2 separate regions of the Homo sapiens genome follow, and region 1 is linked to region 2. A link is a contact called in ENCODE Hi-C or POLR2A ChIA-PET data. All regions are on one chromosome and are shown on one strand. The core of a region is the stretch at or near the end of the contact, and the rest is flanking DNA. Distances in the headings are between cores, read along the strand shown. Region 1 overlaps APBB2 (amyloid beta precursor protein binding family B member 2). Region 2 overlaps APBB2 (amyloid beta precursor protein binding family B member 2).

Region 1 (6,656 bases), core at 2,917-5,416, 93 kb after region 2:
CACCTCGCAGGAAAGGAGAAATGATTGAATGGAAATATATGGATGGATGAAGGAGAGCAGAAAGAAGAAAGGGCAATAAGTATTTGGATAGATGACTGGCCCCTGGATACAACAAAAGCATCTTAATATGGTTATTATGTATCACAAAGCAAAAGGAATACACAGCATTACAATGAAGCTGTGTGAGGTTTCTAAAATGCACATTGCTATTGATTTCAGAGAATCTTAAAAACAATGTGTACTAAGTTTTCCTAAGGTTCACTTCTTCTCTTGATGCCCATGACCTTTCCCCCTAAGATTTCAAATTTCACAACCACAAGATCTACCATAAAGAGGGTTTCAGGACCCTAACCTTTAAGGTAGGGAATATGCTGTATAGTAACTGTTCAATCACTCTGTGACACCTTTATGTAATTCTTAACTCCCATTTCAAAGAAAACTCTGCTCTGCACATTATCATTATAAATAGTTTATTATAGCTTTTCTTCTTTATTGACTATGTCAAATAAAATAGTATTTTTTTCATTCAAAATAGTATTTCTTTCTTTCTCAGAGAATTGGCCTTCACTTTATTGCAACATCTTAATTGCATTTGGCTCTGGAAAGTGATTTAAAATAGATTTTCCATGCCCTATAACCGGCTAGTCATTTAGACCAAATAAAGCTGATTTCTACCTGGTCACGTACTTCATGCCAATTCCATCAGAATGTGTTAAGCCTGACTATAAAGTAATAGAGCTGAGGAGTGTTGTGTGTGTTTGGTTTAGAATCACTTTCATTTCTTTACACAGCACTGCACGATGAGATTTCAAGTGAAAAATGTAAAGTCATGTTTAATACCAAAAACACCCCCAACAAAAACAACAAATCACCCCCACACTAGAGCTACTATACTGGTCTGTAACTACTCTACCACACTCTAAGGCAAATTGATTCACAACAGTGTCTGTATGTTTATAGCACAAGAATGTCTTACACAGATGTACCCGAAATATTTTATAACCATAAATATGAATAACAGAGTCTTCCTAGTCAGACCTATCTAATTTCATCAGCCTTCTGAAATTATATCTTTCACTAAAGCAGCCTCAGGGTACAAATGCAATAAGATAACATTAATTAAAATACATAAAACCATCCAGGAGTAGCAAGTAGTATACTATGTTTTTTTAAAGAGCAGAAATTGAACTAAAAATAGTAATCACTATTTTGCCAGCTCAAAAAGCTAGGTCTTACATAGTGCCTGAAGCTACAATTCTATTACTACCAAGGTAGGATAATAATTAGTATGTTATTCACTTGTCTGGTATGCACCTAGCTTTGCAGGGCTGTGTATGTATGCTCACTTTGCAGCTAAGACCTTCGGTTCTCAGCAACCTGTTTGCCATTAAGCAGATTCCAAGAAGTTCAAAAATACAATGTGTCAACCCTTACACTATGTCAACAACTGTTTCACTCAAAAAAATGCAGAGTCTATACAATCCTATGGAAACACTCAGTATTACCACTGTTGTAGTTCAGATCTCTACTTTATCTGGAAACAAATTACTGCTGACTAGAAATAAAGCACCATCATTACCCATACCCTTGACTTACATTGCAATAAACCCACCATAAATTGAAAATATCATGAGTAAAAAATGCATTTAATACAGCACTATTATTATTACTAACTACAACTACTTTTGCACTGTTGGGTGTTCACAGCAACCCTATCAGGTAGGTATTAATCGATAAACATGCTCAATGCCATACAACTAGGACATTATGAAGCCAGAGCTGATACCTAAACTTGTCAGACTCCAAATCCATGCATTTGACTGTACTATATGTTCCTTTGAAATGCAAACAAATATTTAAGATGCATAGCAACAAAGAACTTAATTTTATCACTAAAATTCCTAGCTTCTGCACACATATAGGAATCATCAATATGAGAATGCTATTTTGTATTTTGTGTTTTCATTTAAGATTATTTCAAGTTTTAGCAAACAACCCCAGCACAGAAATAAAATCAAGTCAGAGATGAGCTTCTGTAAGAACTGTTTTCCTAATGAAGTGAAGATACAATGATACAAAATAAGATCTCAGGTAGCAAAAGGCAGCAGTCCTTTACTTGCCAAATATTAAAATGTAACACCTATCAAAATGGTGGGATTTCAGGTGATTTTTTAAAAAATGGCTTTTTATACTTTGTTATTTACTGCTGTGTTTCCTACTAAAAACCATGCCATTTTTATAACATGAAAAAAGATAAGAGTCTTTTAAATTTGAGAAAAACAAACAACATTAATAATACACAGTTGTACCAATAGGCTAATATTATACACACAAACTTAAGTTCAGAGCTTATCTGCAGAAGTCATACACAGATAGGAGATAAATGAATTTAATGACCATGGGCTATGAATTCAGAAGGCTTTGTTATCTTTACCAAACCATCAAGTACAATTCATGTTACCCTGGACGACTGTTCAGCTCATCAGAGACCCTATTTCCTCATTTGCAAAAAAGAATACTGTAATACTATCTATTGAACATGGTCATTGTAAGAATTAAATAAGCAACACAGACATTTATGTACACACATACACATTCATAAACTGTTAAGTGCCAACCAAGAGTTATTTATTATTATCAACCAAAACTTTTAAAATCTAAACTGAAAGATCCTTAAACAGACAGTACTCTCAATTCATTTATGTGACATGAGTTATCCATTTGTACTTTAGCTTCTTTTGTAATCCAAATCTCACTGCAGAGGCAAAGGAAAAAAGTTTCTATGTATGCATGTATGTATATATGTGTATACATACATAAACATCTATTGAGATTTATATATTTATATTTTTCCCAAATGAGATCCTCAATAGCATGAAAAATCATTACTCCTTAACTCTTTCCAATACATATTTATGCAAAAGAGTTTAGACTGTATAATACAGCCAGTTTTAAATCAGATTTCCATTCAATTCACATTAAAGTGCCTATAAACTGTGATAGGTGCTTTTAGTTATGTATCTTTCTATTCTAGGGGAACATGTGGAGGTTGGCTTGTAGAAAAGAAAATCTAGAGACAGAACAACCAATTAGCAGGCTTTGCCATCATGAAGGTGAGAAAAAAATGAAGACATCTGGGGACTGAAAAAGAAAACAGGTTCCAGAGACATTTCCAGCCCTATTGACAAGCTACCTCCATGAAGTAAAAGAAAAGAATCTTAAAGAGGCAGGAAGATTTCCAGCTGTGGTGCCTGTTGCAGACTGAATGTTTGTTCCCCTCCAAAATTCATGTGTTGGAATCCCAACTCCAAATGTGATGGTACTGGGAGGTGGGGTCTTTAAGAGGTGATTAGATCACGAGGGTACAGCCCTCATGGATGGGATTTGTGCCCTTATAAAAGATCCTCTACGAGCTTTCTGGCCCTTTTCTGCCATGTGAGGACACAGTGAGAAGATGGCCATCTATGAGCCAGAAAGCAGGACCCTAATCTGCCAGCACCTTCATCTCGAACGTTTTCCAGCTTCCCGAACTGTGAGAAATAAGTGTCTGTTGTTTTAGAGTATTTTGTTACAGCAGCCTGAACAGACTAAAACAGTGCCTGTGGGTGTGGGGATGCTTATGTGAACTAAGGTAAGGAACAAAGGCAGTTCTAACCGGGTTAAAAGTGGTGGCAACTAGCAGGGTGTGGTGGCACGTGCCTGTAGTCTGGGCTACTAGGGAGGCTGAGGCGGGAGGTTTGCTTGAGCCTGGGAGGCACAGATGCAGTGAGCCAAGATCATGCCACTGCACTCCAGCCTAGGTGACAGTGAGACCCCGTCTCAATTCAAAAAAAGAAAAAGTGGTGGCAACATACATGGCTGGTAGGAATGTAAACTGGAACCACCAATTTGGAAGACTTTATTAAACAACCTACACACCCCTTACAATTCAGCAATCCTACTCCTAAGAATATACCTAACAGAAATGCCTGGTAAGTGTCTACCAAAGGCAAATACAAGAATATTCATAGCATCATTATTCCCAGTAGCCATAAACTGGAAAACCAAATGTCTGTCAACAGTAAAGTGGATAGGCTGAAGTATATTCATATAATATATACAGTGGGAAAAACATGAGCTGTTGCTACTCACAACAACGTGGATGGTTGCACAGACGTGGTCAGAATGAAAGCACATACTGAATCACTTCATGATTCCATTTACACCAAGTTCAAAGAGGGAACACTTGCCTACAGTGATAAAGATACAATGGGAGGGGTACTGTCTGGAAGGGGCAGGAGGAAGGCCACAGGAGGGATAGGAATGTTATCTATCTTGACCTGGGTAATGGCTAAACAGTTGCATATATATGGAAAAATCAAGCAGTACACCTAAGATCTGTGTGCTTTCCCTTAATGTAAAAGGTTAATGGGTAAATAAAAGTCTCCCAGCCCCAGAGCATTACAGTGACAGTAAATCCCCTCCGAAAACAGCTCTCTGGCTGCTGCTACCTAACAATAAAACAGCCTAACCTCAGAAAATCAAGCAATAAAAGCATCTCAACAAATTAAAGTCCTCAGTACAAGTAAATAGCGGTATACTTCTCTCTCCTGAGGAAGTCATTAGCTAAGTATTCTGGACATGGCTCAGATTCTTCAGCCATAGAACTGTGGTCCTTACATAGTAAGTCATTTCCTTTCTTCTTCTTTCTCTAACACCCCAGACAAAACTAACTGATCCCTCCTCTGTGTTACATGAACAGGTTTCTCCACGATAACACTTACTGTCTGTGAACCCCTGGGAGACAGGCCTGGGGCCCATTCTCTTTTGTCTCCTAAGCACCTGCACGTTGCCTCAGCACAGGGTTGAAAATCTGTAACTGTTTCCTGAATTTAGTAAACAATTCAGCATGTCTTCAAATAGAAGTCCCTTAAAAATTCATGGCTAAAAATCAAAAGTCACATCTTCTTTCATTAATATTTAATTATCCAAATAGGTCCAATCTTACACGTGCTATTATTTTTTTTCATTAGAAAGTTGATAATCCCCCAGTGTTATAATCCTTGAAGAAATAAAAATGTCCCATAGTTTAACATACTGCTTAGTATTATTTCATTGTAGTATATTTGCTTTCTAAAACTTACTATATCAAAAGAATTTCCTACATAGGCTATTTTTTTTTTTTTTTTTTTTTTTTTTTTGAGATGGAGTCTTGTTCCGTCGCCCAGGCTGGAGCGCAGTGCCGCGATCTCGGCTCACTGCAACCTCCACCTCCCAGGTTCAAGCAATTCTCTGCCTCAGCCCGCGAGTAGCTGGGATTACAGGCACCCACCACCACACACGGCTAATTTTTATATTTTTAGTAGACACAGGGTTTCACCGTGTTGGCCAGGCTGGTCTTCAAACTCTTGACCTTGTGATCCACCTGCCTCAGCCTCCCAAAGCTCTGGGATTACAGGTTGTGAGGCACCGCACCCAGCTACAAAGGCTATTTCTTAAAGTTCTGTGATTATCTCCTCAGAAGAGGTAGGAAAAGAAGAGCAAGTATCCAGCATGGAAAAGGGATATGCATCCACCTTTGTATTATTAGGTTTGGATACTAAGTGTATTTTGTTGCATAGATTATGCACAAGACAACTTCATACTAATCACACATACCTGTCCATAAAAACACGGCTTGACTCCTGGAGTCAGCTAAACTTTACCTCCAAAGTAACATAAAGTGGTTGCGCCATACAAAGTAAAACACTTTAAGAAGATCTGAAAAGAAAAAAGCCAAAGAAAGCTAATCCTCTACTTCTGATTAAGGAGCTTTGAAGAAATGGACCAACGCTGGTCTGCTGTTTCTGATGAACGAGAGCAGCAAAAAGGCTAGCAGAAGAAAAACCAGAGAGCTGTGGTTGGCCCATCATTTCCCATGTGGACCATGCTTTGAGACCCAACCTGATCGATTCAATTCTCTCTGAGGAGAAGCTTGGCAGGGACCCAGCGGAGTCAGGTCACACCCAAGAGGTCAAAAACATCTCAATGACAGCAGCCTTGCCTATCCAGGAAGGAGAACGCTCAGACTGATAAAATATTTCACTCATGGGACCAGAGGACTGGAGTGGGGAGGATGAGGAGGGTGGACAACTTCTACCACATGTATTTTCCTCCTTTGTCCACTTTAACCAATAAACAGCCTTCTCTCCCCCTTATTAATGCCTATGTGCTTAACATAATCGAACCACGTGGCTAGGTTATGAACAATCTGCAACAATCTAATTCCCCTGCCCAACCTGGTGTCCACTGACAACATCAACAGCTATCAAATCTTTTTAAAGTTTATTTCTACGCATTCATTTATTTTTATTTCTCCCCCAACCCTCCTTTAAAAATCCAAGTGTGAAAGAAGATGGTTCTATAGAGTCAACTAATATTTCACAAGCACACTAAGAAGACACAATGGGGAAAGGATAGTCTCCTCAATAAACAGTACTAGGAAAACTGGATTTCCACACACAAAAGGACAAAACTGGACCCTTATCTTATACCATACATAAAAATCAACTCAAAATGGATAAAAGACCTAAACATAATACCCGAAACCATAAAGACTCCCAGAAGAGAACATAAGGGAAAAGTTCCTTAACACTGGCCTTGGCAATGATTTTTTGGATATGACGCCAAAAGCCTGG
Region 2 (6,688 bases), core at 2,121-4,620:
AATATGAAACTCTGCTGTGGGAATACATTTGTTTTTGCTGTACAACAATGTTTTAAGAGATCCATTCTGCTGCTGTTTCACCCTCTCCTTCAGGCCAAGCAGAGGCCAATGGGGATAAAGAGCTCCCCTGTGTTCTATTTCCAGAACACCTGAACTTACTGTCGACTGAGGCTACGAGAGCTATTTAGAGGCCCTTACCTTCCTCTTTTCCAGTAACATCAGCAGAAACGAGCTATAAAACTTTCCCTAGGGTTTGGTTTCCTTTCTCACAGCTCAGTTGTGCTGCTCTCCTGGAAGATGAAAGAAACCCCAGAGTTTTTCAAAGCCCAGATGAAATGTTGATCTCAAGTAATAATTTCCATTTTCTTAAAAGCCATCATTTCCTATTTTACTCAGGCACACAGAGCATGAAGCAAAGCCTAAACTACCTCCTTAGGGCTCATGAGAGTAGATGCAGTCAGTAGTTACAAGAGCACGTGAACTCTGCTTTAAAAACAGCAAAGGGTCATCCTGAGATAAACATAGGCTATAACGCTGAAGTGCTAAATTCTGTCCTACAAGTTCACAATTTTGGCTTCCTTTTAAGGGTATCTGAGCAAAAAGTGGCTTCCAAGTGGATAAGGATTTTTTTTTTCCCTAAGTTCCTAATGAACCAGGTACATGAACCTATGATCACAACCTGTTTTCTTACCCATCCTCATTTCCCAGATTTTTTTCTTGCCAAGGGTTAAAAAGTTCGTAAGAAGGGCCGGGCGCGGTGGCTCATGCCTGTAATCCCAGCACTTTGGGAGGCCAAGGAGTGCAGATCACCTGAGTTCAGGAGTTCAAGACTACCCTGACCAACATGGAGAAACCCCCACTTCTACTAAAAATACAAAATTAGCTGGGCGTGGTGGCGCACGCCTGTAATCCCAGCTACTTGGGAGCCTGAGGCGGAAGAATCGCTTGAATCTGGGAGGTGGAGGTTGCGGTGAGCCAAGATTGTGCCATTGCACTCCAGCCTGGGCAACAAGAGCGAAACTTCATCTCAAAAAAAAAAAAAAAAGTTCATAAGCAGAAGAGATGGAATCCAAACCTATACAGTCAGTCTGACTCCAGGGCATCTGACAGTCACTTGCCCTTAACTGTCACTTTGTTGTCTAAATCTGACTCCAGCAGGCACCAAACAAGAGTGACTGTCAGCTATGTGAGGTAATCCATATGTTAATTCGCTTAATTTAGGATTGACACAATGTATACATATTTCAAAACATCATGTTGTATACTATAAATGTATACAATTTTTATTTGTCAATAAAAATAAGAAGAAGAAAAAAACAAGTGACCATTGGCCCAAGGGGCTCCACATGAGTTTAGAGACTGAGGTCCTTACTAATATGAGTGACAATGTAATATTTTTTATGAACTCAAAAATATCATTTATGACATTGGAGTTTTATACCTGCTGCAGCAATGAAGCAGCAAGCATAGCTTTATAGCCTCCAAAAAGGGCTTGCAAGAAGTACACTTTACTCTTCGCTTCAGTCTTTGACAGCAAGTCACAAATTATTTTTCAGATAAAATGGCAATTAGGAATTTCTTGAAACTTTAACCATCAGTCCAAACACCAAACTAACATCCAAGAAGCCCTTTTTAAGTTCTACTGGACTTTAACTGTATAACTGCAACTGAAGCTTTACCTATAGAATGAAAAATTATTTAACTTTAGAAGACAGAAGGAATCTTAGAGATTATTAATTCTATCAGCCACTTTTTTTAAGAGGGAGTCTCCCTTTGTCACCCAGGCTGGAGAGCAGTGGTGCGATCTTGGCTCACCACAACCTCTGTCTCCCGGGTTCAAGCGATTCTCCTGCCTCAGCATCCCGAGTAGCTGGGATTACAGGCACATGCCACCTCGCCCAGCTAATTTTTGTATTTTTAGTAGAGACGGGGTTTCGCTATGTTGGCTAGGCTGGACTCGAACTCCTAACCTCAAGTGACCTGCCTGCTTTGGCCTCCCAAAGTGCTGGGATTATAGGGATGAGCCACCGCACCCAGCCTCTGTCAACCACATTTTATTGAGTGTTATCTGCCATATTTTATTAAGCAAGGTGCTACGAAAGACAAAAAAATTCATGAGACCTGACCCCAGCCCTCGGGATCTTATAGTATAGCAAATTAAATAAAATGTTACATAAATATGATCAATTCAAGTTAAAAACAACACAGGATGCAAGGAGGATATTAAAGGAGTGAAACAGAAAAGATCACTTATAAATGTGGCAAAATGGTTAAGAGCATAAACATGACAGTTACAGTGGTGGGTTCAAGTAGTGACAATGCCACTCCTTGGCTGTGTGACATTGGACAAGTTATTTTACCTGCCAGGGGCTCAGTTTCAAAATCTTGAAAATGGGGTAATAACATCCACTGCTGAAAGCAGATATAAGATTAAATAAAATAAAACAGGCAAAGTTCTTAGTACAGTTCCCAGCACACTCTCAGGGCTAAACAACAGCTAGCAGCAGCCTGCAGTCCCAGATCTATCATTTCTCCATCTCTCATATTTCACCCCTTCTCTTAACTGGTCTGTCCAGGGCCCTGTCAGAACCTATTATTAACTCTCCTTTAAAGATGAGGAAATAGGCTTTCAGAGGACAGGGAACGAGCCCATTGACATACAGCCAATAGCTTAGTATGCCCACCTCCAGACTCTTAGGCCCTAGGGGACACTGTTTCATCTTATCTAATCATACCTATTACTTTTAAAACAATTAAAAGCAAGTAGATCATCCCATTGTGTAAATTATAAAAGGTGCTCTCTCTAGGCAGGCCAAGCCCCATGAGTGCACAGCTTGATGACAAGTGTGCTGGGTGGTTCTAAGTCCTCCCATCTGCTGCTCACACGTACACTTCTGCAGTGAACAATCTACACAACCTCACATGGTGGCCCTGGGTCTCCAGCCTCCAGTTTTCTCTTTTCCAGATGATATTCCACACTACTGCCCAAGTGATCTTTATAAAACTCCCATCTAGTTATTTCTCCTTTTAAAACTCTGGATGGCTATTTATTGTTTAGAAACTCCAAGTCTCTAGCATGGCACATGTGTGACCTTTCTCACTCTGGCACCTTTTCGATCTCAGGGTCCACTCTGTTCTCCACGCTCCATACCCCAGCCACGGTGGAGTTCTTGCCACTCTCTGGATATGCCATGAGTTCCCATTCCTCCATGCCTTGGCATATGCTTTTTCTACAGCCTCAATTATCTCCCTACTTTCTGTCTTCTCACTCAGCCCTCAAGTCATACTTCAGTTCCAGCTCTTCAATGCAGTGAACATACTTCCTGATTTCTCAGCTGAAATGACTGCTCGTCCTTTGCATACCTACAGCATTCTTGAATCAGCTTTCACCACCAGCTCATGGGAGTCAGGAAGATACTGCAGGGCTTTGTAGTGAGATGCATCATAATTGGAAGGCTGACTCAAACATGTTCTAACTGTATCAAGGTAGCAAGTTACTTTTCCCCCGAGTTTCAATAACGCCCACCCCTAGAATTCCTGTGGACATCAAGTGCTTAACGGTATGGCTTCCAAACTTACTTGGGCGACAGAGTCACTCTAAGGGCAAAATACCAAGAAATCTTGATAAATATATTTAATTGTATCATGTGAACTAAGAAATATTCTACTAGAAAAAAAATGATGACACTATATGCATATAGGCTTCCAAATATAAAACGTGTGTACACACACACATCCATGTTTTCAAAACCACTCTCTACATTTACCAATTAAACATTTGTAATTTGTTTAACTTTCCTTTTTCCATTTCCTAATTTAACTTAAAAAGTAGCAGCAGGTACCAAAATCATAATGGGAGAAAAAAACCTTTAAAAATTAGAAAACTATATTCCTAACTTATTTTGAAAGGTATAGGTCAATAAATATCATTATCGAATTGTAGTCATTGAACATCTTGTCTAAGAATATAACGTCCATTCCACTGCTTTTCACATGGTACATGCTACATAAAGGTTATTTAAATCTAATTTTGAAACTCAAATTAAGTTCCCTAAAAGGAAGGACATATCTCATTCATCTTTGAATAATGAGCTCCTGGCACACAATAGTTGCTCAACAAATGTTCGCTCAATAAATGAACTAAAAATTAAGAATGCACACAAAGGTTTATAAAACATTCTGGATCTCCAATTAACCTGGACTGTAGTTTGCTCCATAAATAAATTATATTCCAAAATCTATCAGTGTTCCTTCTGTAACCATCATTTCATCTGAGCTATTTGGAGTTTCTTTGGAGAAAGAAATGCGTAGGTAAAATCCTCCCTTAGGCACAGAAATATTGATTAAGACAGCTCGGCAGGAGGAATATGTCACCTGCGCTCTTGTATAATATAACAAAGGGACCAAAGAAGACACAAAGCTTTATATACAGCACCTGTCAGCCAGTGACACTTACCATTTTGAGCACATATTCAGACCCATGAGCCTCCTATTCAGAATATGTCTGGCTACAGTAAACACCATAAAGATTCTAAATGGGGAATCCTTTTCTGTTCTGTTCTCACATGAAAAACCTATGCCATATATTCCACATATTTACACTCCTTTCTAACTGAAAGCCAGGACAGCCCAAAATTAAACAAAAGGCTAAGATCCAGTTGTTTCCCTTTCACTAAAAGTGATGCTGTAGGTAAATACTTATTAGCATGGATATGCATTATTTATTATTAAGTGGAAAAAGTTACCAAAAAACTTGCTGCATACTCATTTAGGGTTGACATAAAACCAAACATGGACATGCATTAAGTAGGATAATAAAATACAAATTTTACTTCCTTTAAAACAATCCATGGCTAATTTTTTTGAAGGTACGGTTATATTTTATCACCATTATAGACTCAAGTTTCCAAAAATCTACCTCAAACAATCAATTTTCTGAATTGCTTGAAATGCTTGAAACAAGGAAGACTTTGAAGACACATGCAATTAAGAAAAAAGTGAAAGTAAAGGACAGAGGTTAAAAAGAAGTGTGGAGGTTGTCTAGGGTTCTGAATTTTCTCTAAAATTGTGTGTTTGCTTTTCCAAAAAGAAACCACCAAGACATTTAAGTATCCCTTACAGTTTTCAAAGAGCAGTCAGAAACATTTTCTTATGACTTTAATAAATATCAGAAAAGACACCTCCCCCCTCCCCTCCCGTCCCCTCCCATTAACTTCCATGTAACTTAACTAGTTCTTCAAAATCAGATTTATGTGCAGTACACTTCTGCATTATAACCTTCTCTTTTTTTAACCTTAAGGGTACATTGTAAACATCCTTCTGCGTATATAAATATTCACATGTAACATCAACTTTATTTTTACTAATTTTTTTTTTTAGAGTCAGGATCTCACTCAAGTGTCAGGCTGTAGGGCTATGGTGTGATCATAGCTCACTGCAACCTCAAACTCCTGGGCTCACGTGACCCTCCCATCTCAGCCTCTGGATTAGCTGGGACTACAGGCACTTACCACTAAGCCCAGCAACTTTTTTATTTTTTGTAGAGACAGGGTCTCTTTCGTTGTCCAGGCTAGTCTTGAGCTCTTGGGCTCAAGCAATCATCCCACCTCTGCCCCCCAAAAGTGTTGGGATTACAGGAGTGAGCCACGGCGTCTGGCCTTAACATCAAGTTTAGTACACAGAGATCTTTTTGTCACAGTCCCTGTAGTAACACAGGGCTGTCTTTAGCTTACTGTAAACACACAAGTCCCACAGATGCCTTCCCTCTATAAAATCAAAACACAACTTTTACAACAATGCTACAATGTATCCCAAAAGGGAATATTTTGGTATAATGTAAAGAAAATACTGCACTAGAGACTATGTGAAATTTTAAAGAAATGCTTATTTCTTTGAAATAAGGATTTGAAAAGGCAGCTTATTTGAAAGGCAGCTTAAGTAGCTTACTTTCTGAAGCTAAGTTACATTTGCAATCTAAACACCACTGCAAATATCTAGACCCTGAAGTCCAGAGAATCAATCATTTGACCTTTTTGTTCTATTTCTGTAGACAGATTGGGTGGCCTCCAACATAATCCTTTTTCAAATATCCTTCCAAAATGGAATAACAACTACAACACACAATTACAACATAAAATATTTCTTTTAAGATTAACATGTGATTACAAGACAATAAAATTCAACCTACAAATTTCTATTTTTTTTTTAAATTCCACTGACAATAATATTTCACTATTACAAATATTTCACTGTAACAAAAAAATATATTTTGGGTGAGATTTTCCTTACTTTCAACTAATTCATATTTTAGCAGAGACTTGACATCCCTCAGAAATTACATGTGTATGTGCAGTGTCTATGTCTGTGTGTATGTGTGTTTGTGTGTTGCACACACACGTATATGGTTTTTGTGTTTTTTTTGGGATGGAGTTTCGCTCTTGTTGCCCAGGCTGGAGTGCAGTGGCGCAATCTTGGCTCACTGCAACCTCCGCCTCCCAGGTTCAAGCAATTCTCCTGCCTCAGGCTTCCGAGTAGCTGGGATTACAGGCATGCACCACCATACCCAGCTAATTTTTTTGTATTTTTAGCAGAGATGGGGTTTCTCCATGTTGGTCAGGCTGGTCTCGAATTCCCAACCTCAGGTGATCCGTCCACCTCGGCCTCCCAAAATATTTATTTTTTCAGTACA

Evidence for each region. Hi-C counts contacts between places; a loop is a spot of excess contacts on that map. ChIA-PET counts read pairs that join two places held with the same protein, here RNA polymerase II (POLR2A). Pooled maps may share reads with other maps.
Region 1: a loop to region 2 is called in a map with no recorded cell type, with 2.2 times the contacts of the local background. The contact joins two enhancer-like sites. A Hi-C loop is called at or near these places in 2 of 37 single-sample maps with no recorded cell type and 4 of 50 pooled maps. POLR2A ChIA-PET finds 5 or more read pairs at or near these places in 3 of 52 experiments (AG04450, MCF 10A and endothelial cell of umbilical vein).

The regions. Positions count from the first base shown.
Region 1 is chr4:41,185,090-41,191,745 of GRCh38, forward strand. The region is part of intron 1 of APBB2 (amyloid beta precursor protein binding family B member 2); the gene reads right to left. Among named protein-coding and RNA genes, the nearest start is that of APBB2, 26 kb to the right of the region's middle. RefSeq lists an enhancer at 4,438-4,517. Within about 2 kb of position 4,167, at least 2 of the 41 ENCODE cell types and tissues checked have a DNase peak (open chromatin) inside an H3K27ac peak, as active enhancers do.
Region 2 is chr4:41,092,826-41,099,513 of GRCh38, forward strand. The region is part of intron 3 of APBB2 (amyloid beta precursor protein binding family B member 2); the gene reads right to left. Among named protein-coding and RNA genes, the nearest start is that of APBB2, 120 kb to the right of the region's middle. RefSeq lists an enhancer at 2,670-2,829. Within about 2 kb of position 3,371, at least 2 of the 41 ENCODE cell types and tissues checked have a DNase peak (open chromatin) inside an H3K27ac peak, as active enhancers do.